Regions from separate parts of the Homo sapiens genome. Here all the other regions are linked to region 1. A link is a loop called in an ENCODE intact Hi-C map of the cell type or tissue named here. Cell type or tissue: chondrocyte. All regions are shown on one strand.

Region 1 (8,000 bases):
TGTCTAGTCAGTCATCCTGACCTTTATTGGAGGATAAACCAACTTGCAACAGCTGTGGATAATTATTTACTGTAAGTCAGAGACCAAAGGGCTTGGATAATGAAGTGAATTCGGCATTAGAAGGAGAGAGATGTGCTTTAGCACCAGAAAGTTACCTTTTAAGTTGATTCCTGAATTTCAATGATCAAGAGGTACCAAATTCACTATCTAAGAGATGCTGGAAAAGCGCAGGATGTGCTGAGCAGTGGACTTTGTTCACATGTGAGGGGTTTTACAAAAATGTACAGCCACACCTGGCCCTTCCTCAGCCTGGAATCATCCAAGAAGATACTTTGTGCAGATGCTACTGAGATGACACATCCCTTGCTGTCCATAAAAGTGATCTACAGCTGGCTGTGGTGTTACCCAGCCATCTTGGCTACTCAATAAGAAACAGATTTGGATTCCCTCACTCAGGCTGTCAGATTTTACAGCTGTCTGAGGGCCTATGGCAGTGTGGCCTCTCAGCAAGACACTGCTGAAGTGGGGCTCAAACATTTGGCAGTCAAGAGAGGGACAAAACCTTTGTATAATTTGGGAGTGAGTTCAAAGCCAATAACATTTACACTCCAGGCCAAGAAAGCATTTTAAAGCCAGCAAGGTGCCTCTAAGCCAATAAGGTGTTATTACCTTTAAGCACATCTCTTCTGCCCTTTGATAATAAGCGTTGTTTTAAAGTATTTGAAAATACCATTCACAATTTAGAACAGGATATATCACCTCCACACTTTGAACACCCAAAAAGAAAAAGAAGCCTTGATTGATGTTTATGCACTTCCATTATGGACAATCCTCCAAACACAACACAAGACATACACACACATGCACACTTCCTCATCCTCACCTGTGCTGCAAAATAATGGAATCTGGCCACCCCACATGTGGCAAGAGGAGCAGTGAGGCCAATCAAGTTCCTCTCCAGGAGCCCCATTCCTAAAGGCCAGCCAGTACAGGGAAAAATTTGTTGCAAGTGTTCCCATGCCTTGCTTAAGGTCCAGCCCCCAGGATGCTTTCCAGAGCAAGACCTCTGCTGAGAACTCTGTGTTCTAGAATTTTAATTAAACAGACCACAAAACCCACTTGCTCCCAAGTTAAATTCTAAGTCTAAACTTGAGAACAACAGAAAGTAGGGAAATGTGATCATTGGCCTGGGCAAAATGGTTGAGCACAGAATAGAGACAGTGTAAGGCAAAAACTAAGAGTACAGAGTCTAGAGCTAGGCAGCTTAGGCTCAAATCCTGGTTCTGCTGGTCATACTCCCTGGCTGTATGACCTTGGGCCCATTACTTATCTTATGAGGTTAAGTGAATCCCTGTAACTTGGAATCATGACTCAGAACTGGGGGTAACCTTGAAGACCCTCTTGTTCAACCATTATCCCATTAGACTCAGCCATGATGATGAATGAGGAGACCCAAGAATTCCCACTTCCCAGCCCTTCACCATCAGAGTGGACCATGAGGGTGTGCCAGTGGCAGAAGAAGAGGAAGGCAGGAGGTCTCCCGAATCTTTTGCCAAATACCTTAGCCTAAACTGGAAAATATCTTAGGGTTACTGGATGGACAACAGAGCTGAAAGCTCTATGCGAACCTTAGGAGGCCGATGGACAGCTAAGAAACTGCTTCTTATCCGTCTCTCTCCTTCCAGGATTCAGTCTCTGGTTTCTGGAGTGAGAACTACCATGCTACGTTCCATTGTTTCCTGTCTGAAGCATGTAGTTCACCATCGAATACATAGTCCTTTTCCAGCTGTCCTACTTGTCCAGTCTCAACTCCCATCCCACACATCCCCTCTGTCTGACCACACTGACCATCTGCTGCCTAACACGTCACACATATGCATGACTCCAGGCCTAGACATGGTTTTCCCTCTACTTGCAATGTTCTTCCCCCTTTTCAAGTCCCTACTCATTCTTCAGGATTAAGACCAATGTTACCTCTTCTGTAAGGTTTTCCTAGACAGGATCACTAATTCTAATCATAGAGAAGTCAAGTACTGCACTGAACCCTTTTTATGATTACCTCATTCATTCACTGAATCCTCACTACAATCCAATGAAATAGATTCTACTATAATCCCCATTTTAAGATGAGGAAACCAAGGCTCACAGGAGTTAAGTAAAGCCCAAGGTTACACAGCTAGTTAGGGAGAGAGCCAGTTTCAAGCCCAGCTCTAATTATTCTAGAAGCAAATTCTTCCCCCATGGGTCTCCCAGTGAACTTTATTGACTCTCCCAGTGAACTTTACTTATACTTTGGTTACATCATTTTCCCAGTTTAACTTTCTCTCCCCTACAAGATTAAAAATCAAGTTGGATGTTCGATTTATTTTTATCTCTAATACTTAGCTCACTGCTTGGCCCACAGTAGATACTTGACATAAATGTGAAAAAATGTGTTAATGGAGAAATGAATGAATAGATGAAAGGATAGAAGAGTAGAAGGAAAGAAGGAAGGAAGGAAGGAAGGAAGGAAGAAAGGAAGGAAGGGAGGGAGGGAAGGAATCAAGGAATAAAAATATTTGACTTCCTCAGAGGTACATATTATAAAACAAAGTAGCCTTTTCCAAGTACATCAAACATTATGTTCCATAGAGAAGAATTTTAATGCTGCCTGAAAAAATGTGACTAGATATTCAATACATATTTTATATTGACCCTGGGCCTTATTAATGGCAGGAAATTCAAAGGAAGTCAAGTCTATACTGTATGCACCTACTGCCAGAAATGAGGAGCCTACAAATGTTGGACAAAGCAAAAAACATCTGGGCCTGGCCATGACCTTGAGGAATGGAGATATTATGCTCTCTGAGCTTAGTCTTTTGGCTTGGAATAAAACCAAAACTAAAACCAAAAACCCCACCTCTATGTTCTTCTCATGATTTGAATGCCTTTCCCTTTGCTATGTCCTCCCTGGGAGAAGTCTCATCAACAGACTTCAAACAGGTAATCTTGCAGCTGCTACACATTCAAGTGTTTAGACTACATCTAAACTTGCTTTTTTATAACAACTTGCTTATTAGGGATGCATAAATAGATCTAGAGAAAATGAGAACAGATCTTATCTTTGGGTAAAAATATGTAAGGCACAAAACAGACTCATTAGAGAAGGTTCAGAAGTCAGGGCCTGTGGCTCAGAGTTCAAATTGGCCTGGCCAGAGCAAGCCTCCTCTCAGAACAGATGAGTCAGTGTGGTTATCACTCAGTGTTTTCAAAGCATAGAGGATGCAATCTGAGAGGCAAACGTGAGTTTCCAGATAGGGAGAGAGGAAGAATCAGGATTATGAGTGACATGTTAAAATATAATGTCGTGGTCTGCAAGGCCTAAATGCTTTGGGCAATGTTGTGTCTGGAATTTCTGTGGGACAAACCGTGTCCAGCTGTGAAGTCATTCCTAGTGGGTTTGCGACAAGAGTGTAACTCAGGGCCTTGCCTTGGTGTACCCTAAATGTGGAGAGGCTGACCGCTTGCCTAATTGAAGGCAGATGGGAGGTTGCAAAGCTGGGTAAAGAAGAAGCTTTCTGACATCTGTCTTTGACCCAAAAGGGGATAAACTCAGGCCACGTTTTAAAAAGACCCCCTGAATGATTTACATTTACCAATTCCTATAGATATCTCAGCAAAGATTTTGCTTCAGTGCTAAGTACCTATCCTTGCTTTGAATGGATATCTGAAACTGTTTTCTGTCTTGACTTTGTCCAGTTCCATTTTGGAAGAAGAGACATTTATAAAGTAGACAATGCCCTGTACATACCCCCACATCCTAAATATGAGAAGTAATCACAGCTTCCACGTACGGAGTGTTAATTACATGTGAGAGACTCTGACAAGTGCTTGATAGGACATTGTCTCATTTAGTCTTCACAAGCAACCCTGAGAGGCAGAGGTGCTTGTTCATCTGTTTTATGGATGCGAATAAGGAGACATCCAGTTATTCAGCAGCAGAAACAAGACTTGTATTCAGGACTTGGTTAAAGGCCAAACTCCAGCCATTCTTACAGTAATGCAATTCTCTCCAGCTTTTCACATATTTGTTTAAGTCTCCCCTAGGTTCTAGATGATCAGGGCTGTGTTTTGCCCTTCTTTGGGCATCACACAGTGCAATGTACATACTAACAGCTAAATGCATGATGAAACCTTTTCTTTTTCTTAATGAAAAAGGCAGAATACTAGATTTTTCAGATGGTGAGTGTGATCCATGCATGAAGTGGGACAGAAATGAATCAAGAAAGAAGTTTTGTCAACACAAGAATGAGAGACTCCTGTTTGGGCTTGTTGTTGAAGGTCCCATCTTATATCACAGAGGTCATGAAACTGGGAGCCAAACAAAAGGGCATATGTTGCTGGACGATAGATGTTCTGCTCACTCAGGAACCAAGACCACTTCAAAGTTTGCTTGGCTTGGTGGGAAGCTGTTGCCAAGGAGAAGAGTCCCTGTGTCCCAACTGCCCATAAATATGTCTCCAAACAGCAGGAAGGAGTTGTACAAAATGATTGTAGTAGCTGGAGCAGGGGGGTGGAGACTTGGGAAGTAGATTTGTCTCCTTCCACAGCACTGACTGAGCTAGGAAGCATTCCACATTCCAACTGGCCAAGAAAAACACAGCCCAGCACTGGTAGGGAGGCAGCCATCGGGGAACAGCTGAACCACCATGGTCATCCAGCCTCTCAAAGACTGTCACCGCAAGAGTGAAGCCAGAGCCTGCGGTTTCCTGTCATCCTCTCTGGGACACAGCTCAGTCTTCCAATGACTCATGGCCAGTGGCGTGCAAAGATTTCACGTCCCATCTCCAACAGAGCCCAACCTGTGCAGAGCCACGGCCGTTCCCACTGCTTCTTCCTCATGGGTTGCTTAATGAGGGGATTAATGATGACCAGGATGTGAGTGGACGTCTTCACATAAGCAGCCCGGCTGTAAAACTGGCCGTGCACAGGCAAGCAAAAACAAAGCGGGGGGGGGGTAACACTCAGCAGCACTGCACCAAGGCTTCTGTGTCTCAAGTCTTCTGGTCATGTGGGGAGAGGAGAGGAAACTGAAATTTATTAACTTCAGGCCTCTAGAGAGATGGTGAGGCTCAGTGGTTAAGAGTGTGGGTGTCAGATTGCATCCGGCTTCATCACTTCCTATTGGCTTAGTGATCTTGGGAAGTTCCTCAGCCCCTCTGAACCTCAATCTTTTCATTCAGAAAAAGGGAATGATAGTAGTCTCTACTGCATTAAGTGGTTTCGAAGATCAAATGGAGATTTATAAATGTAAAGTTTGGTAAATGTTAGCTTTTGTCGTTGTTATTTTTACCACCATTGATACTCAAGTTTAGTTGGTGATGGGAGCTGAAGAACAGTGGAAATTACTTCTGAAGGAATTAATACCAATTATAGAGTAAATGCTTTGTGGAAGTTGAACACTGGACTTCAGTTATTAATTGGAAGAGAGCCTTGCTCCTAATACCGGCTGTGTTCTGTGAATGATTAAGCCTAAAGACCTTTTGGGATCTGTGGTAACTCAGGAATAGACTGGCCAGGGTGACAGTCTCACTTCCCACTTGGAAACACTATTAATAATCCAACCCCCAACCATACCCAAGCTTGCTCTTCAGTTCTACCAAAATGTATTGAAGGCTCGTCACATGCCAGGCACTACTGGCATGGTGGGGAGGTGGGGGCATGAATATAACAGAGAGGTGTAACACATGGGCCCTGTATTCAAGACATGAACAGGTGAGATGAATATATGTACACTCAAGTAACTACCATGCAGCAAATCATTGCTCCAGTGCCGAAACAAACTACATGCAAGGCACATGGGGAGAGACTGATTCTGAGTGGGAATATCTGTGAAGTCTTCTTGGAGGATATGTGTTTTGAGATGAACCTCAAATGTCGATGTGAAGAGGAGGTAAACAATGTAGATAAAGGGATCATCTTTTGCAACAGTAGTAGCCTAGAGTAGACTAAAGGAATAAACTGGAAGATAAAGTTGAGGAGGTTGGAGAAGACCATATTCTGCAGAGTTTTGATGGTCAGGCTGAAAGATTCGGATTTTGTTATTTATATTGGGAGACAATATGCCTTGGGAATAGAAGCTCAGGCATTGACTCTGAAATGTATTTGAGTCATGGCTATACTTTGTGCACATGGTGTGACCTGAGAAAAACATTTCACCCTCTGGACCACAGTCTCCCCACTAGAAAGAAGGGCTCACAGCAGTGGTTCACTCACAGGACTGTGGATGTGCACAGGCTGCTCAGCACTGTTCCTCGGCATGGTACAGTCTTATAAATATTAGCCATTGCTGTCATCATCAGCAATCAAGAGGCTGTTGCAATAGCTTAGGGAGAAATGGTGAGCATCTGGGGTAGGACAGTGCCAAGCAAAAAGGAGGAATGCATGCACCTTTCAGAGGCAGAATAGGGAAGTGAATAGGGCTATTGGGCATGAGAAGTGAGAAGGGAGCAAGGATGACTTAAGGATTTGAACCTGGAGACCAGGAGTTTTGAAATGGTGTTACCAAGTTCAGGTCATGGAAAATGTCTCAGTTTGGGCTGTATTGAATCAAAGGTGGCTGGTAAATCCTTCAGATTGGTCTTTTTCCTGGGGATTTCAAAGGCAAATATCCAAATTTCAGTAGAATTTTTAGGACAAGAGACTTAGACTGGAGGATCATGCCTTTAGAAGTGAAAGTCAAGCCTTTGGAATGATAAATGGTCCTGAAAGGGTCTTTAAGAGCAATAATGTTGCTGGGAAATGGACATTATTAAATGTCTATTTATAAGAGAGGATAGAGGAAAAAAAATGGAAGACTACTAGGCAGTTACTATGTTTCTAAAACCAAGTGATGGATGTGTCAAACAGGCTGTGGTAGTCAGCGCAGCAAACAAAGATGAGGTCATTAGTTTGATTATACCTTCCATGAGCATCTCAGGAGAGTATAGGGAAGAAGCTAGTTTGTAAGGCATTAAAGAGAAAATAATGGGGAAATGTGGTGTGTGCTTCATTGTAAAGAAGTTCAGAAGTTAAAGGAATGTAAGAGAGAAAGGTAAGGACGTTGAAACAAATGTGAGTTTGGGGTAGAAACGATTTGAACAGTTTTGTAGAGTAGAGGAAACATCCACTGGAGAAAAATTAAAGATGCACCAGAGGAAAGAGGTTATTGTTGATCTAAGGAGAGTCAGGAAAATGTGTGAATTACAGATTTATAAGGATGTTCGTTTCAGAGCAAACAAAGACCTCATCTTATGTGGATTCCAGAGCAAGGAAGAAAGATTAGGTTTAAAGGCAAACAAAAAAAATTACTTTGGTAGCTGATGGAGTTCATGTTGGTGTACCTTTGCCTTCTAATAAACTATAGATTTTCCTTTAATAATTTAATGAGATTTCATAAGTTTTTATCAATGTGGAGGGATTTTTCTCCCTTAACTCTCTTGAGAGGCTGAGTAGAGTGGAGCAGGAATAACCACAAGAGTGGTTTGGAAGTCAGAAGTTCAGACCAGTCATAACCTCATTAAATCTCAGTGATCTCACCCACAAACGGAGAATGCCCACCAAGAGGATGAACTGTGGTTTAACTGAGATAATACATGTGTCTGACTTTGTAAAATTGATCTGTAACTAACTATACTTTATTTTTATCTGTCATATTTATCATATTGTGTTCTTGAAGCTATTTTTTTCAATACTTGAAGAGAGAATGATGCCTGGGACATGAGCGAAATGGAAAGTTTGTGCGTGCCTTATTTATGCTCTAGATAGTGCATGATGCAGAGGAAAGCAAGGCATATTTAGAAGCCAGTTCCTGTCAAATACTCAGAAAAGTGCCACTACAACGCTGTGGGGGGACTTCACAGATTTTCCACCAAGACAGTCTCCTTCTCCCCCAACTTTTTTCCAATGATATCGCCAACATGGTTTTGAATGACTCAAGCTTTGGGACGCATACCACTTCCCTGGTTATACACGTTTGCCAT
Region 2 (8,000 bases), 270 kb after region 1:
AATTCCTTTCTATGGCCGTCTTCATAAGTGCTCTACTTTGTTAATACTGCTATAAAATTTTGTGCTACTAGAACTAGGTAATTGTAGGTCAAAAACGGTCTGACATAGCATAGCTGCTTGCATTTGATCTTGACTCTTACTGACAAAATGACTCTCCAGAAATTAAAAGTGTTTAAAAGAAAAATTTTTACAAAGCACTCTTCTCTCATTCAGAAGGCTAAGGCCAACTTTGGAGTCATGTGCAAGACTGAGAAAGTGCAGAGATCCCCTGTGCTATCTAGAATGCTGGAGATCAGGACTTCCAGGCTCATCTTGGTAGACAAGCTCTTCTTTGTGCTGCTTGTATTCAGTGGTAATGTTTCCTAATCTAAAAGTCATCAGGCTTCAGGAATACTGAAATTTTAGCCTTTTCATTTCTTTCGCTAGACATGAAATTCTTCATAAACCTGACCTGGACGGTGTGAGGAGGAGCCTCTGTTGCCTGGCCCATGGCAGGATGCATTGCTACTCTCTACCCTGGGTCACAGGTGCAGCCACGACTGAGCAGAAGGTGTTCGCACTCCCAGCAGGTCTGTTCAGTGGTCATTACAGCTAAGAGGTGCCCTGTCTATGCAGCACAGGTTAATGATGCCCACAGGGGACCTTTTTCCAGAGTCATGGTAGATGAGATGGTGGCTTGGTTAGAAGGTATGAAGTGGTCCTCACTTAAGGCAGTGACATTCAGGCTTTGGGGGTGGCTGGCAATAGATCTGGAATGCTGCACATCTGGGTGTCCAGTGCCCTGCTGCCCGGGACAGTGCTGGCACCTAGGGCAGCCAGCAGGAGCCTGCAGCACTTGATCCCCATTAGCCCTGGTGTCACTGCGAAAGGACTGAGTTGCCGGGAAACCCTGGAGGCCTCTGCCAACTACTAGGCAGCAATTCTGGAGGAAACAGGAAGGAGCAACCTGATTTTACAGAATCCCAAAAATGTTCTTCAGGAAGAAAGATCCTTCTGGGTAAGGTGAAAGTCTCCTCCTGGATACTAGGAGCTATTGCAGTGGTGTGTCAGGCTGGTCTAGATTCTGGGAAGAACTGGGTGACTCTGAGTGAGTAATTGAGTCTCCGACCCCCATTTACTCATCTACAAAATGGGAACAATAAAAACGCTGCACTTTACCAGGGTTGTATCAGAATTACATAACACCATATGTGAAAGAGTGTTATGGACACTGAAAACAGGCTCTAACAAATATATGGGATTCTTAAAGCCCAAGAGCTCTTTTGTTCTTGGTGGTTGAAAGGGCAGGGGTAAAGTGGTCATCTTCTTAACTTAAGGCTGTACGCTGTGAAGGCTAACATCACTGGATGCTATATGCATGTGATGTGAGAAGTCGTACTGAAGGCACAGAATGTATTATAACTATTGGGGGTGACGGCCAAGTTTCAGTATAATCGACCTACTTCCAAATGCAGGTGGCGGGGGTATGGGATGAAATCTCAGTGTAGGAGACTGATGATAGTATGAGATAATTGCAGGGTAGCAACTTTATATTATCAAGTTCTCTGCCCAATACTTAAAGCTCTGCCTTTCATGCCCTAGTCAAAAGCAAAAACTAAACCAAAAGTCAGAAATGCTAAAAACTTTCTAAGCCTGGCTTAGAGAGTGTATCCAAATAGCTGGATCTTGACAAATACCATTTGATGGGAGGGGATAGGCAGGTAAGACCCTAAGACAATAGATGTCAAGGTGCCTCTATATGAAGCAATGACAGGAGTTTCTTGAAGACAGATTTCATCCATTCAAATTGTCAATGAGTACCCACTCTGTGGGTCACGTAATGCCACAAAGAATAGAACACACAGTTGTAGGAATTTTTAGCTTCCCAAAGAAATTTTCCATCCATAAAAAAAAAAAGAGTTTTTTTGAGACAGAGTCTCACTCTGTTGCCCAGGCTGGAGTGCAGTGACACAATCTCAGCTCACTACAGCCTTCACCTCCCGGGTTCAAGTGATTCTCCTACCTCAGCCTCCTGAGTAGCTGGGATTACAGGTGTGTGCCACCATGCCCGGCTAATTTTTGTATTTTTAGTAAAGACAGGGTTTCACCATGTTGACCAGGCTGGTCTCAAACTCCTGACCTCAAGTGATCTGCCTGCCTTGGCCTCCCAAAGTTCTGGGATTACAGGCATGAGTCACTGTGCCCAGCTCATCCATAATTTTTTTTGATCTTCACAGTAACCAAAAGAGATCATCGCTCTCACTTTTCAGGAGGACAGAATGAAGATACCCAAGTGAGATAAGCCAGGTACACCTCCCAGCATCCTTACTGTGGTCCTTTGTCTTTTAAATCCATCACAATAACACAGTTATCAGACCAGCAAGGTGTCATGTTTTATTGTTACTGTTTTGCAGCTTTGCTTGTTTCAGTCTCAATGCCAGCAGCAGACTTTCTCAATGAGTATTAGAAAATGAATTCCCTTGTCTCCCCTTGCCTATCTGGATCCTAACAGGAGAAGGCAATGTGTATCTCAGCACCTCTAGTCCTTCCCAGGAACTCGCCCTCTGGAAAAACAATTGTCTGGGGGAAAAACGCTTAAAAAAGTCGTTAAAAATCAAGTTGCAACTATAATCAAACTTCATAGATGATAAATGTGAGTATCAAGAAGGTCAAAGTCCTGGAACAGAATTCAAAGCCAATCTCTTAAAATACCTAAACATTGATTGATCTGTCATTTACCAGACTTGGTTTTGTAAGGTTATATGGTGGGTGTCAGGGCCTCACCTAGCAGAGGCAAACAGCACTGTCAAGCTCCAAGGAAGCACCGCCTCCTTGGACCCCTGATGAGCCAATCCCTCTCAAATTGGCAGCTACTCTGTGGCTTGGTTATTCACCTCCAGGTACCCTGAAGGTTGGGGGTATAATGTTCTGTGGTAACCTCTGAACTCACACACACACACTTGCAAACCACTCTCTAACTTTCTGAATCTTGGGACCCATTTGTCCATGTCTTAACAATCGCTCTTGCTTCAGAGAAAAGAAATAGAAAAAACTTATTAACAGACTCAGAAAAGACTTCACAGTCTACCTACTAGCCCTGGTGAAACACCAGTTTGATGAGTTAAGGGCCCGTGGTTCTCTGAAGATGCAGGGGCTTAGCATCTGGGTACTAGACCTGGAAACTCTCTGCCCACCATCTATCCACGTCTCTTTGGAAGTCCAAGGAGACACTGTCAAACCCCAGCATCCCCAGAGGGCCCACTCCTGGGTGTGGAGCTCTGCAGCCCCTCAGGCTAAGCACAGAGGCAGAGGTTTATTAGTAAAATGTAAACAAACAGGACTTGGAACAGTGACTTTTGTACAGGCAGGAATTCCTCAGCATAGCTGCAGAACAGCTGAACACCCTGAAGCCATTTGTTACGAGATGAGTGTTTCCTCCCTCTGGCGGCTCCCCCAGCAGCCGCACCACCTCCCAGAGTTCTGAAATGACTCATCAGGGCGGGAGAGGACTCCAGGACAGTGGACAGAAGCCAACAAGCCTGAGGAACAAAGGGTGGTGGAAGGGCTAACAGGCAGGTGAAAGCACATGCTGGGGCCCGCATGGTAGAACAGAGAGGAAAAATCTCAATAGGCCTGGGGTGGCCTAAATTATGTTTCTACCAGTAGTGGAATCAAGAAATGAAATAAGCTTCCCTTTGAATGTTCCATTTCAGAAGCTCCCTGGGCCCCTGTAGAGGATCCCTCCTACTTACTGATTGGTGAGCTGCTCAGCCCCGACAAACAGGTTGATTCTGGAGAGGCCCGTGCGAGTGCCGAGGAAGGCAACCTCCACGCCCTTGTCAGAATTTCTGAAACAGAACAACAGACGTCAGGGGGAGGCCTCTAGACAGTAAGCAGATAATACATTGCATTTTAAGACTCACAGAATGTTTTTACCAAATAGCAGTTTTGAAACTTAAACTTTAAAAGAAGATACAGAAACACACACACACACACACACACACACACACACACACACACACGAGCACAGATTGCCAACTTGTATCCCTTACAAAAGTTTTCAAAGTAATACTTGCAGGAAAAATGAAGAACTTCCTGCCAACAAAAGCAGCATGTGAAAAAAATCTACTTCCAACCATACACACATCTTTATTTCAAGGTTCTGGGTGCAAGTTCAAAGAGATCAGGCTAAGAATGGGAAGGACTAGCCAGTTAGGGCTTAGGACTCGCTTTTTGCATTAAAGCTACCAAGTTTATTCTTGGTCTTGAGATCATTTGTGGAATCTGCCATTAAAGCAGCTGAGCCATGGAACCAAGTTTGCAGCATCCCACAGCCTGGAATTCCACGTAGTTGGAATTGGTTTTGACATCCACACAGTTGTGGGGGCCCCAGCTTATCACTTCTACCAGACCACAGGCCTTATTCTCACCACCAACCCCAAAGAGATGTGTAAAGAAATGGCTTCTTCCAATAGCTCTGTAGGAGGCTACACATAGGAACTCTAAGAACGGCCTTGGCAAGGAAAACTAATGTAAAAATTCACTAAATATCATTTTGTTTCAACTTCCAAGGCAAATTCTATATGCTTGAGCGTGTTCTTTAGGAGATTTGCAAGGTATATTTCTCCTATGCAAAAAGCAAATGGCCTTTCTTCACAAACACATAATATTTTTTTTCTTTCTTTTTCTTTTTTTTTTTTTTTTTTTGAGACGGAGTCTGGCTCTGTCACCCAGGCTGGAGTGCAATGGCGCTATCTCGGCTCACTGCAAGCTCCGCCTCCCGGGTTCATGCCGTTCTCCTGCCTCAGCCCCCCGAGTAGCTGGGACTACAGGCGCCTACCACCACGCCTGGCTTATTTTTTGTATTTTTAGTAGAGACAGCGTTTCACTGTGTTAGCCAGGATGGTCTCGATCTCCTGCCATTGTGATCTGCCCACCTCGGCCTCCCAAAGTGCTGGGATTACAGGTGTGAGCCACCATGCCTGGTCCACAAACACATAATTTTATCCTACAATAAATGTATGAAGAGAACACCAATTCTTGAGCTTGTTTCTCTGTCCTAAATGCTACTAGTAATTTGATCCAAAGTATTCTCCACGTTATCTTCAAAGTAAGGTCATTTGGTTACTTGATCTTTGATGAAAGTCAAAATGGTGGATGCTACCTTTAAGTATTTAAGGGCTGAATAAAAACCAAAACAATGCATTTCTGCTTGTAGCCTACACCAAATTGGAAAGCCAGGCTGTCCAATCAGTTACAGATGGTGGACTACAAAGCAAGTTACCATTTTGGAAATCTTTAGTATGTGTTAGGAATGAATCAGCAACCTTTGCTCAAGATTTTGAGTTTCATGAGAGCCGAAAAGAAACACTACAAGGTTTACTAGAGAAAGAAACCCCAGGAAAGGCTCAATTCGTTGCCAGCTTCCCAGGAAATAAGATCCATGCCATGAAGGCAAGCAGTTCAAAGACACCCCTAATAATGAAAATGGCAGTCTCTCTGGGGCTCCAGATTTGCATACTAAACAGCCTACCTGACATCTCCATTTGGGAGACTTTCAGTCATTTTCAGCTCACGATGTCTAGAAGAGAGACTGGCCATGCCCAGCCCTAAACCTGATCCTCCCCCAGTGTCTCTCGTGTTAGCAAATAGCACCGTCTGCCCAATAGCTCATGATATAAACCTGGGAATGATCCTTGATGGCTCAACCTCCCTACCCTCCACAACAAACCCATCATCAAGTCCTGGAGACCTTGCCTCTGAAGCAAGCCACAAGTGGACCTCTTCTCTCTGTGCCCACTGCCCGGGTCCAAGTCATGAATCCCTGGGAAAACTGTACGAACCTTTACTATTGTTCTTACCCCATCACCCTCTGTTCTCCACACAGCAATAGAGAGATCTTTTTGTAAAATGAAAATCTGATCATTTTCTTCCCCTTCTTAAAATCCTTCAGTGATCTTCCACTGCTCTGAGTATAAAATCCAAAATCCTTAACCTGACTCCCAAGGTCCTGAGCCATGCGGCCCCTCTGCAGCCTCATCCTCTGACATCTTCCAGGCTATCCTCTATATGTCAGCTGTGTCCACCTTCTTTAAATTCCTCCAATGTGTCAAATGCTTTCTCATCTCAAGGCCTTTGTACATGCTGTTCCTGGAATGCTGCCCAAACCTTGAACTAGTTCCCATCTTCCTCCTCCACTTTAGATCTGTTACACTTTATGTGTCTTTACTTTTCCTTCAAAGCAGTTATGATTCTTAATAATACAGCACACTATATACCACAGGTGCCATGATGTTAAGGGCTCTATCTGTGTGGTTTCTCTCCATTTCCCCAACACCTCGCTCAGAGTCTGGCACATAACAGACACACAGTCAAGACTTGATGAGTGAATGAATGAAAATGAGAACAGAATGAATGTCAGGATGGAAGGGAAGATACAATGAGGGAATGAACTATTGAATAGAAAAATGGAGAGAAACAGGATAGAAGGGAAGATACAATGAGGGAATGAACTAAGGAAGAACAGAAAAGTGGAGAGAAATGAATCATGTAACACATGAAAATATAAGGGAAAAGGAATGGTTCTTCCTTTTCTTTTTAATCTTTAATAGTCTACTTAAAGTAATAATGGTAAAGAAATAATAATAAGCTGCTAAAGCAGTTCTCATCCTAGTCTTTGATATCAACTACCACGGCCTTCCCCACAGCCCTCCACCCTCCACTTCAGAAATAAAACCACAGGGTTATATCTAACACCCTATGAAACTGAGCTCTCACTTCTCCATCCTACTCACAACCTAACCTGGCCCAGATCCCAAGCTCCCCCAAGACTGCAAAGTAGAGAGAGCTGTGGCGAGGCAGGCAACGAAGTTCCCTTCCGCCTCCCTCTCTCTCGGAAGTGTCACCCTACCTCAGCGTACCAAATTTCATGTAACGTTAAAACTCAAACAAATTATATGTCAAAGCCAGGAGCTTGCCATCCAAGCCCGAGCCGCTAATCTGCTCTAGCTCTTGTGGTTTGGAGCTTGGGGGAAAATTAAAGAACTTTAACACCAGGTTCCTAAAACAGTTTAGTTCTTTAAACCATAACCATATTTCGGAGTGTTGGTGAGGAAATGGCCATGAAACGAGGACACGTGCAACCACTTACTCAGATTTGTTGAGGGCCAGGCTGGTCCAATACGCTTCAATGGGGGCACTCACCACCGCGTCAAAAAGGACTTCTTGGATCAATTCTTTATCACCTGTTGGGAGGGACAGACAAGAGGATGCTTCAGCAGGGCTGGAAGAGGGGCATGAGAGGCACTCATGGGCTCATTGTGCAGCATCTGCAGGCTACTTTCTCATGCGGCATGTTGCTTTATGAGTTAAGTTCCCACTAGTTGAAAATATGAAACAGTTCTGACACCTGGTATGCCTGCAACACAGGAGCCTCCAAAGCATTTGGGCAAGAAGGTAGTCAACTGAGAGCCTTGGGTGTCTCACACTTCAGTTTCTTGCTTTCTCACCCCATCTCGTGGTTCCTGCCATGGACCAGCAGGCTGAGTCCCAGATTTGGAGACCAGAAGCCAGTACTCCTTGAACACTTGGCTGTCATCATCCCCATCTCTGTCCTCTCCTAAAACTGAAATTCTTTAGCACCCTGAAATTCTCAGCCTGTTGTCACATGGGAAAGAGATACCATAACTTAATAACCCCTGGGATTCTTATTTTGTGATTCCTTCTTTTTAAGAATTGTTTCATTTTATTTATTTTTATTTATTTGTTTATTTTTTTGAGACACGGTCTCACTCTGTCACCCAGACTGGAGTGCAGTAGTACAATCTCAGCTCACAACAACCTCTGCCTCTCAGGCTCAAGCCAGTCTCCTACCTCAGCCTCCCAAGTAGCTGGGATTACAGGCACAGGCCACTACCACCTGGCTAATTTTTGTATTTTTAGTAGAGATGGGGTTTTACCATGTTGGCCAGGTTAGTCTCAAACTCCTGACCTCAAATGATCTGCCTGAATCAGCCTCCCAA
Region 3 (8,000 bases), 170 kb before region 1:
CAAGGGCAGATTCAGGGCCAAGACCCCTCTGTCATCAGGGCCTGGGAATAAGAAAATGCCAGGAATTGGAGAAGCCCTTTCAGTAGCTTGCCTTTCTCAGAATGAGTCCTCAGGACCATGGAAAATATTTGGGCCTCTCTTCCTGACAGGTAATGCTGTTATTTCATCAGTGACAACTCTACCATGGAGACGCTGATTTTAGACCTTGGAAGTTGTATGGGACTATCACAGGACCATGGCCAACCTTTGGAGTAGGCACTCCTGGGTCCCTGGCCCCATCTCCATTTCTACTTTCTGCTCCCTGAAGCTAAAATCTGTTGAGTTCACGATCTTCATTCTGAGAAGCTGGGATCTTCTGCATTCATCTGTACACAGTTCTTTCCAGTCTCCCTCCTGACTTCAGTGTGCTAAACCAGGTACCTGAGGAAGGCAGGATGCAGCAGGTTTACTCCATCACATCCAGATCAATAACCATTAACATTGTGCATAGATGGAGTCCTCCCAGCACTCTACAGAGTGGGCTTTGTCCCTCATCTCTTCTGGAAGTGCTGATTAAAAAAAAAATTCCTGTAGATCTCAAGCCCCTGGATTCTTAGAAACCCTCTGTTCCAAACAACCCAATCTACTCACTGCCCCTAACTGCCTGGTTCTTAAACAAGAGTGTGTTTCAATATCACCCAAGGAGCTTTTGGAACGTGGATCTCCAGGGGCCACATGCAGATTTTGATTCTGCATGTCCACCAAAGCCTAGGAAAGGCCAATCTATTAGGCCCTTCTGTGATTCTGGCATAAGTGGTCACCAGATTTCACTGGATGGGGCAATGCCCTATTGGATGTGCAATGCCAGGTGTTCTGGGTCTATATGTGTCTGCATTGTCTAACAGCTGTGAAATCTTAAGTCTTGGGGGGGGGTTCCTCAAATTGCCTGAAAGTCAGTTTTTCCTTCTAGAAGAATCATGAAAATCATAACACCTCTCTTCAAGGACTGACATGAGCACGTTACCTAGCACCAGGTACCCAGTGCTAACAAATGCCATAGGCTGCCATTGTAATACTGTAACTGTTCATTTGATTACCTGCTCTCAGCCTGTATACTTATTTAGAAGCCCACCCTCCTATTCTCAGCATTCCCATTTATTTCTTCCAGTACTGTAGGTTCCTTAGTGCTCCCTCCTCCTAAAGTGGCCTGACTACCTGCTATTTTTCTGTAGGTTTTTATAAATCTCTCTGCTCTGTCTCTTAAGAGGTTTGTCATAACCGTGTCCTCATTAAGCCCTTTTTAGAACACAGACTGGCCTTTTCAAAGAAGAGGTCCTTCAATTAGCCTATTTAGAAGAAATGGAATTTTCATTAGGGGCACAGACTTGTATAATACACAGAGAGGTATGACCTTAACAACCTCTCAGCCTCTTTCACCTGAGGCCAGGCCAACTCCCTTGACACTAGCCAAGGATTCGTTTTTACACTTCCCAGGCATCGCCCTGCTTTGCTCCAACCCCCATCCCCTGCAGTATTTGACCACGTGGCACCCACAGTTACCTAAAGTAGGATGCAAATAGGAATGCCTTGAGAGACTTGACCATAGCCCCCAAATTCCTAAGCTTATGACTTGCAGCACCTGCCCACGAGGATCGATGTGTCTTTTGGCTTCAATGGGGAGCTATTGGATTCTCCACCTTAGGAAGGTGCCCAACAGCTGCTGTGGATGGTCCCATTGTCCAGGCCTAGAACTAGTCAGAAGGGAATTTTCCCTCTCACCACCATCTTCTATGTGTTCAAGCCCAGTTGACTGGGTGTTCCCACCCATGCACTCTCTCATTTAGTGACCTTTGCTGCTGCTTCCAGCCAGGAATCTTTCTTTCCTCACACTGAAATGCCAACATCAGAACCTGGGTTTAGTCTTTGTAGTAGAATGGCTTTTGTACAGTCAGACCAGCCCTGTTTAGAAAAAGGGTTCTTACTTTTTTCTTTCTCAGAGCTCAGACTAACTCTTTAGGAATCTGTTGGGTTTGGAGAAAACTTCCAGATAGTAGGGTTGCTTAACCTTGCTTTGCTCTCTGTGGGGGGTTATACATAGATCTCCACCACACTTCCATCCTTCTAAGTCTGCTTTTCACTCTCAATTCCAGTATTGTCTCCATAGCCTTGCTACTATGTTAAATGATCATGTTCATCTATTTATGGGTTTCTGTATTGCTTCTCTCCCCTCACTAAACTGTGAACTCTGAGGACTTTGACCATGTTTTGATACATGGCAGGCACTAATTAATTTCAAATGAATGAATGAATGAATGAAGCAAAGAAACAAGCTTCATTCATTGGACACCATGAATTTCCTGGCCAGGTGCTATGTTTAATATCTTCACTGATATTGTATTATCCATTTCCTATGAGGAATAGTTCGTATTCCAGGATGAGCCATGAGAGTGCCAGAGGGTAGCAGGGTCTTCTCAAGTAGATATACAGACTCTACCCCAACATAAAGAACAGCATGTTCTGAGGCAGAGCAGGTGTGATTGCAAGGACACCAGCACATACTAGACCTTCCGAATAACTCTCCAACCTTTCTGGAAGGGGGAAAAAAAAGACAAAAACCTTTTCAACTCAGCATAAGAGAAAACCTTATCAAGAAGAAACGTTGGCTTGAATTTCCACTGAGTTAGAGCAGCTTGGGTAGGGGGATGTCTTGGAAAGCCAGATTTTCAGGGCTTGTGAATGGAAGAGGAGAGGGCAGTGTGTTAGGGTGGAGGCTGAGAATGTGCACCCAATAATGGGATGTCTCCCCGCCCTTAATCTGCAGCCTGTGCACCAGCGGTGTCCCTTGCATTAGCCTGCTGACTAAAGTCTGAATTCACATTCCAAGCAAGCAGGAGGCTCAGGGTCAGACCGTGGCTTGAATCCAGAAGTGAGTGTGAGCACAGACACTGCCTGGACAGTGGGGCAAAGGGGAATCTTGGACATTGGCCTCAAGAACCCAAGGGATGTTGCTGGGATAAGTTGTAGGGATGGGCAAGGGCATAGGAGCAGCCTAGACAAAGGCAGGTCAACCACGGAGGTGTGGGGCTCCATCCTGAGACCTGGAGTCCAGGGGTTGGGGAAGGCATGGAGGAAATGTTTCCCCAAGGCCTTGGATAGTGGGGTCAGTTTATGGGGCGCCTGTGGCTTTGCCTGTGGGTGGAGAGAGAACTGCTAAAGGCATCAAGCTCATTTGGACAAATAAAGATTTCTTTCTGAGGCTTCTTGTGTGTTCTTTAGCTCCACAGCAAGACCACCTAGTCCTGGCTGTACTTCCTCCTTGCTCCATGGTGACCAGTGTATATGCAGTTGGTGTAGATGTAAGCACTGCCCCCCCACCACCCCGTGCCACACCCGGCTCTGTGGTCCTCCCCTCCAAATGTCTCCTCAGCCGCAGGGTCCACCCATGATACTTTTCCAGGCAAGAGAGAAGTCGCCTGAAAACATTTAGCTGGGCACAGTGGCTGTGTAAAACTCCAAGGTGGTTTTAGCATCCCAAGTGAGACACATTTGCTAGTATATGCGCCTTGGAGATCCATGGTTTACAAGATAGATGGGCAGTGCAGAGAGGGGCCTCCGTGTTTTTCATATTTTGCCGCTCCCACTCTCGCAGCCTGGTGGGCGGCTTTCACTTTAAAGTTAGAAAACATTCCAGCCCTTGCCCGTTAGGGTGACTCCTGATACGCCTCATAAACTATTCATAAAACAAAGTGATTCCAGCCCGAGTTTCTTCCCCTTCTTCCTCCTCCTCAAGATTTATTTTCCCCTGCTCTGTTCTGTCCCCTCCACCTTCCTGGTTAACCCTTGGGGGCCCCACTTAATGAAGCATTGCAGCCTGATGTGGATAATGTGGAAACAGTTCCACAGGTCTGCACGTGCAATCTCAGGCCTCCTCTCCACCTCAGTCTCCTCCAGTTGTGATGTTTGTCCTTCCATGTAACCTCTGGCTATTCCCACGCCCTTCCCATCTTTTCAGTATCAAGGGCATTTGAAACTCTTTGCAGCACGGTTGCCCCTCTGCTGTCCCTCTTGACCCAAATATCTAGGGCCTGGAAAGGCCTGAGCAGACAGTTGGCTGTGTTGCCACAGGATGTCCCAGGTTCTTCCTCTGCCCACATACACAGGGAGTGACTTTTAGAGAAAGGTCATGGGACTAGAAATGAGAGTTGCAATTGGTGCATTCTCTCTTTAACCGGTTGCATGCTTAGTGAATGAAAGGCTTTGCAGGACAATCACAGGAACATGCAGACCTGGGTTCAAAGCCTGGCTTGGCCAATTTCTTGCTGAATGATCTACCTAGGCTTTAGTTTCCCATCTATCCACCCATTCATCCATCTGTCCATCTATTCACCCACCTACCTACCAACCGCCCATTCACCCAGCCACCCACCCACCTACTCATCCATCCATCCATTCAGCTATTCATCCACCCACTCATCCATCCATCCACCCACTCATCCGTCCATCCATCCATCCATCCATCCATCCATCCACCCACCCACCCACCCACCCACCCATCCATCCATTCATTCACATGTTCATCCACCCACTCATCCATCCATCCATTCATTCATCCACCCATTCATCCATCCATCCATGCATATAGTGATTCATCCAATAATTAATGAGCACCTACTATATGCTAGGTCCCATTTTAAGCACTTAAGACTTGGCAGTGATAAAGCCCATGAGTTTCTGTCCTCCTGGAGTTGATATATGAATGAACTTGGAAGAGTAAGAGGACTTACCTTACCAGTTGTTGTAAGGATTAGAAGATAAAACATGTAAAGCATTTGTTAGGTAGACCATATGAAATTGCAGTTTTGTGGATCAAAGATGTTTGACTATCAATCAGTCCATCGGAATCAAGCCAAGAGTGAAGTGTCTAGCACATAGTCCTCAAAGAGCAGGAAGTTAACATATTATGCACAAAAGGCTTATATACTCTCCGGCAAGAATGAAAAGATCTTCCAAATGTCTAGTTCATTTAATGAGACATGCAGTTTAAATCAGGTATTATTTACAGCTCATTTTTTTTATTAAGTGTTATGAGCCCATGAAGTCTCGAGAAGCAGCAGACAGGAAGTAGCTTGTTGAGTTTTACCCTAAGTTTTAATGCTCCGTATGCCAGATTGTATGACCAACATTTCAAAATATTCTGACCCTTTTCTTGAGTAAATCAGCAGAGCTTAAAACAGACTTTGCATTATTCAAAGCATCCGTAGGGGAGGGGTGGGTGAGGAGGAAGACCTTGTGTTAAACATTTATGTCTCACTGCTGAATAGCAAATGTAACCTATCTTTACTAAAATCTCCCTAAATGGTTGAAATAAATTTCATACAATGAGTCTATTTTTCCCCCCTCCAGAAAATATACAAAGGCAGGTGTCTAGACTTCCTGGTGTGTAAAAAAAAAAAAAAAAAACCCTCCAAAACGCAGTTTTTAATGTTTACTTGTTTTCAGGTGCAGTTAGGGTTGTTAAGAAAACATTGACTAAGCTTCCTAGGGATTCACGTTGCTGCGGTATTTGGCTTTCCAAGGCTTTAAGGCAGTTACCAAGCAGCAATCCTATGACTCAGTGGTTGAGAGCCTGGGCCTCCTAGCCAGAGGACCTGGCTTTGAATCTTGACTCTCCCACTTTCTAGGAGTGTGACCTTGGACAATTTTTTTTTTTTTTTAAATCTCTGAGCCCCAGTTTCTTCGTTCATTAACTGAATATGTTGATGGTCCCTAATGCAAAGGTTCTTTTGAAGAACAAGTGAGAGAGTACTTGTAAAGTACTTATTAAAGTGCTGAGCATATATTAAGCAATAAGTTATTGTTAATATGGGTACTGTGATCAGTGATATTCATGTTGTTATTATTCTGGGAGTATATTCAGCATCCATCTCTTTAATCAAAACTTAAAAGGTATATAATTCCTTTATGAGAATTTGTCACCTTCTGTTTGGCCACAGTTAATTTTTTGCCCTTTTATGCTCAGCTCAAATCCCTCAAATCTCAGTGATTCAAGTGGACTGAGTCACTTCTGGGCTCCAGCTGATCTTGAATAATGAGACACACCATGGTATGAAAAGTGAGCCTGAAGAACCCTGAAAGCATTTCTGAGTTGGATGAGATTTGGCTAGAAAAACATCCTGTACTTATGACTTGCAACATATGGCTTAGAAAGTATTTTTTCTATAACGCCTCTAATATATATGCAGAAGACACAAAGAGGGCAACTCAATATCACAAAAAAGTAAGTTCAACCTCCTTTCTGCCTTCTTGAGAGATGGCCATTGTTTAATATGAAGTATTGCAAACAACAGTACTTATTTTTATAGCAGTTATTTAAGTATTTTTCGGGCCTCTTTTACATGGTAAGCACTGTTTTCAGCTAACACCTTGGACTCTTACTTCTGTATCACAGAAATGGAAAGGTCTTTCTAAAAAACCAATAACATCTTAGGAAGAACAAAAAGAGTTCTAGATATGTGAAAGCAATTCAGAGTCCTCTTGCTTTTGCCTGGCACAAATCAGGAATTGGGCTGGTTGTGAGGTCCTTTGGTCACCTGTGAGGTTGAACACTCTATCTTAGAAACTTAACTCTCATCTTTCCTTCCACCCAGCCACTTCGTACCACACCCTTGAGCACTTGTAGAGGCATCTGCTCCAATATTCCCAACACTGGAAGGGATTAAGGCAGGTGCTTCTCTGAGAGTTCTAATTCCTGTGGTGTTTGAGCTACTTAAGAATTAATCCTGCTGCTTCCCTCTCCTTTGGGCCTCCTGGAGGTTATCCTCTAACCAGAAGCAGGACACATCTTAGGGTCTGTTTGTCATTGAAAAGAAACACATGTGGTAGGAACAACTGTACTTTCATGTTTGCTTAGGATTTATCCAGAAAGTTCCTTTTTGCTTACTAGCTGATATGGTTTGGCTCTGTGTCGCCACCCAAATCTCATCTTGTAGCTCCCATAATTCCCATGTGTTGTGGGAGGGACCAAGTGGGAGATGATTGAATTATGGGGGTGGGTCTTTCCTGTGCTGTTTTTGTGATAGTGAATGGGTCTCAAGAGATCTGATGATTTTAAAAATGGGAATTGCCCTGCACAAGCACCCTTTGCCTGCTGCCATCCATGTAACATGCGACTTGTTCCTCCTTGACCTCCACCATGATAGTGAGGCTTCCCCAGCCATGTGGAACTTTAAGTCCAATTAAACCTCTTCTTTTGTAAATTGCCCAGTCTTGGGTGTGTCTTTATCAGCAGTGTGAAAACAGACTAATACACTAGCCAATAACAGTACTAAATCTTTGGAGTTTGGGGTGTTGTGACCAGGATAGTATTGTCCCCCAGACAAAATGTTGCTGAGTGGTTTATGGTGCTTATGAAAATTGGTGACATCTAAGGTTATTTACCTCATTAGGTTTGATGGGTCTACTTACCAGGGAGTGAGAAATTCCTAAGGAAGTTAGAAGAATATATTTCCTTATCATAAAAAATTATTAACCCCATCTCTTCCCCTGGACATGTGATAATGAACAAGATGGATACAACTCCTGCTTTTAAAGAGTTTAGATATTAGGGCTGTGCTGTTCAATATGCTAGGCACTAACTGCAGGTGGCTATTTAAACTTAAACTAATCCAAATTAAATGAAATTCAAAACTCCATTTCTTAATCATACCAGGCCCACTTCAAGTACTCAGTAGCCACACGTAGCTAGTGGCTGTCATTGTGGACAATGCCAGAATAGAGTGTCTCTATCTTTGTAAGAGTTCTGTTGGACAGTGCTGGTTTGGAAGGATGTACAGATAGGTAAATATCAATTACAAAAGAGCACATTAAATGTGATAATGAGAGAAATACCAGCAGCTGTGTGGGATCCCATATGGGCACTAATATATTTAGACTCCCTTGGCTGCAAATAATGGGAAAAGAACACTCTCAGCTATTTATTGACACCATTGTCTGTTTAACAAACCACTCTAAAATTCAGTGAC

What was found. Hi-C counts contacts between places; a loop is a spot of excess contacts. Peaks named below come from ENCODE experiments on the same cell type or tissue, not always from the same donor. Only the 100,000 strongest peaks of a DNase experiment are listed, where the experiment ranks them.
Region 2: a loop joins it to region 1, with 2.3 times the contacts of the local background. A loop is called at or near these places in 2 of 110 quality-filtered maps.
Region 3: a loop joins it to region 1, with 2.2 times the contacts of the local background. A loop is called at or near these places in 4 of 110 quality-filtered maps.

The regions. Positions count from the first base shown.
Region 1 is chr3:55,157,459-55,165,458 of GRCh38, reverse strand. The region is part of intron 2 of LOC124906243 (a long non-coding RNA gene); the gene reads left to right. Among named protein-coding and RNA genes, the nearest start is that of LINC02017, 17 kb to the left of the region's middle. RefSeq lists an enhancer at 4,087-5,286. In chondrocyte, no CTCF peak of the experiment used is centred here; a DNase peak (open chromatin) is centred at 4,725.
Region 2 is chr3:54,887,182-54,895,181 of GRCh38, reverse strand. It overlaps CACNA2D3 (calcium voltage-gated channel auxiliary subunit alpha2delta 3), which reads right to left. Exons shown (of 38, transcript NM_018398.3): 24 at 7,130-7,223; 25 at 3,732-3,827. It overlaps CACNA2D3-AS1 (CACNA2D3 antisense RNA 1), which reads left to right. Exons shown (of 7, transcript NR_046666.1): 3 at 427-569. Among named protein-coding and RNA genes, the nearest start is that of CACNA2D3-AS1, 10 kb to the left of the region's middle. In chondrocyte, CTCF peaks have their summits at 3,214 and 3,419 (motif pointing left); a DNase peak (open chromatin) is centred at 3,460.
Region 3 is chr3:55,328,137-55,336,136 of GRCh38, reverse strand. All of the region lies in intron 1 of LOC124906243 (a long non-coding RNA gene), which reads left to right. Among named protein-coding and RNA genes, the nearest start is that of LINC02030, 110 kb to the right of the region's middle. In chondrocyte, no CTCF peak of the experiment used is centred here; no DNase peak of the experiment used is centred here.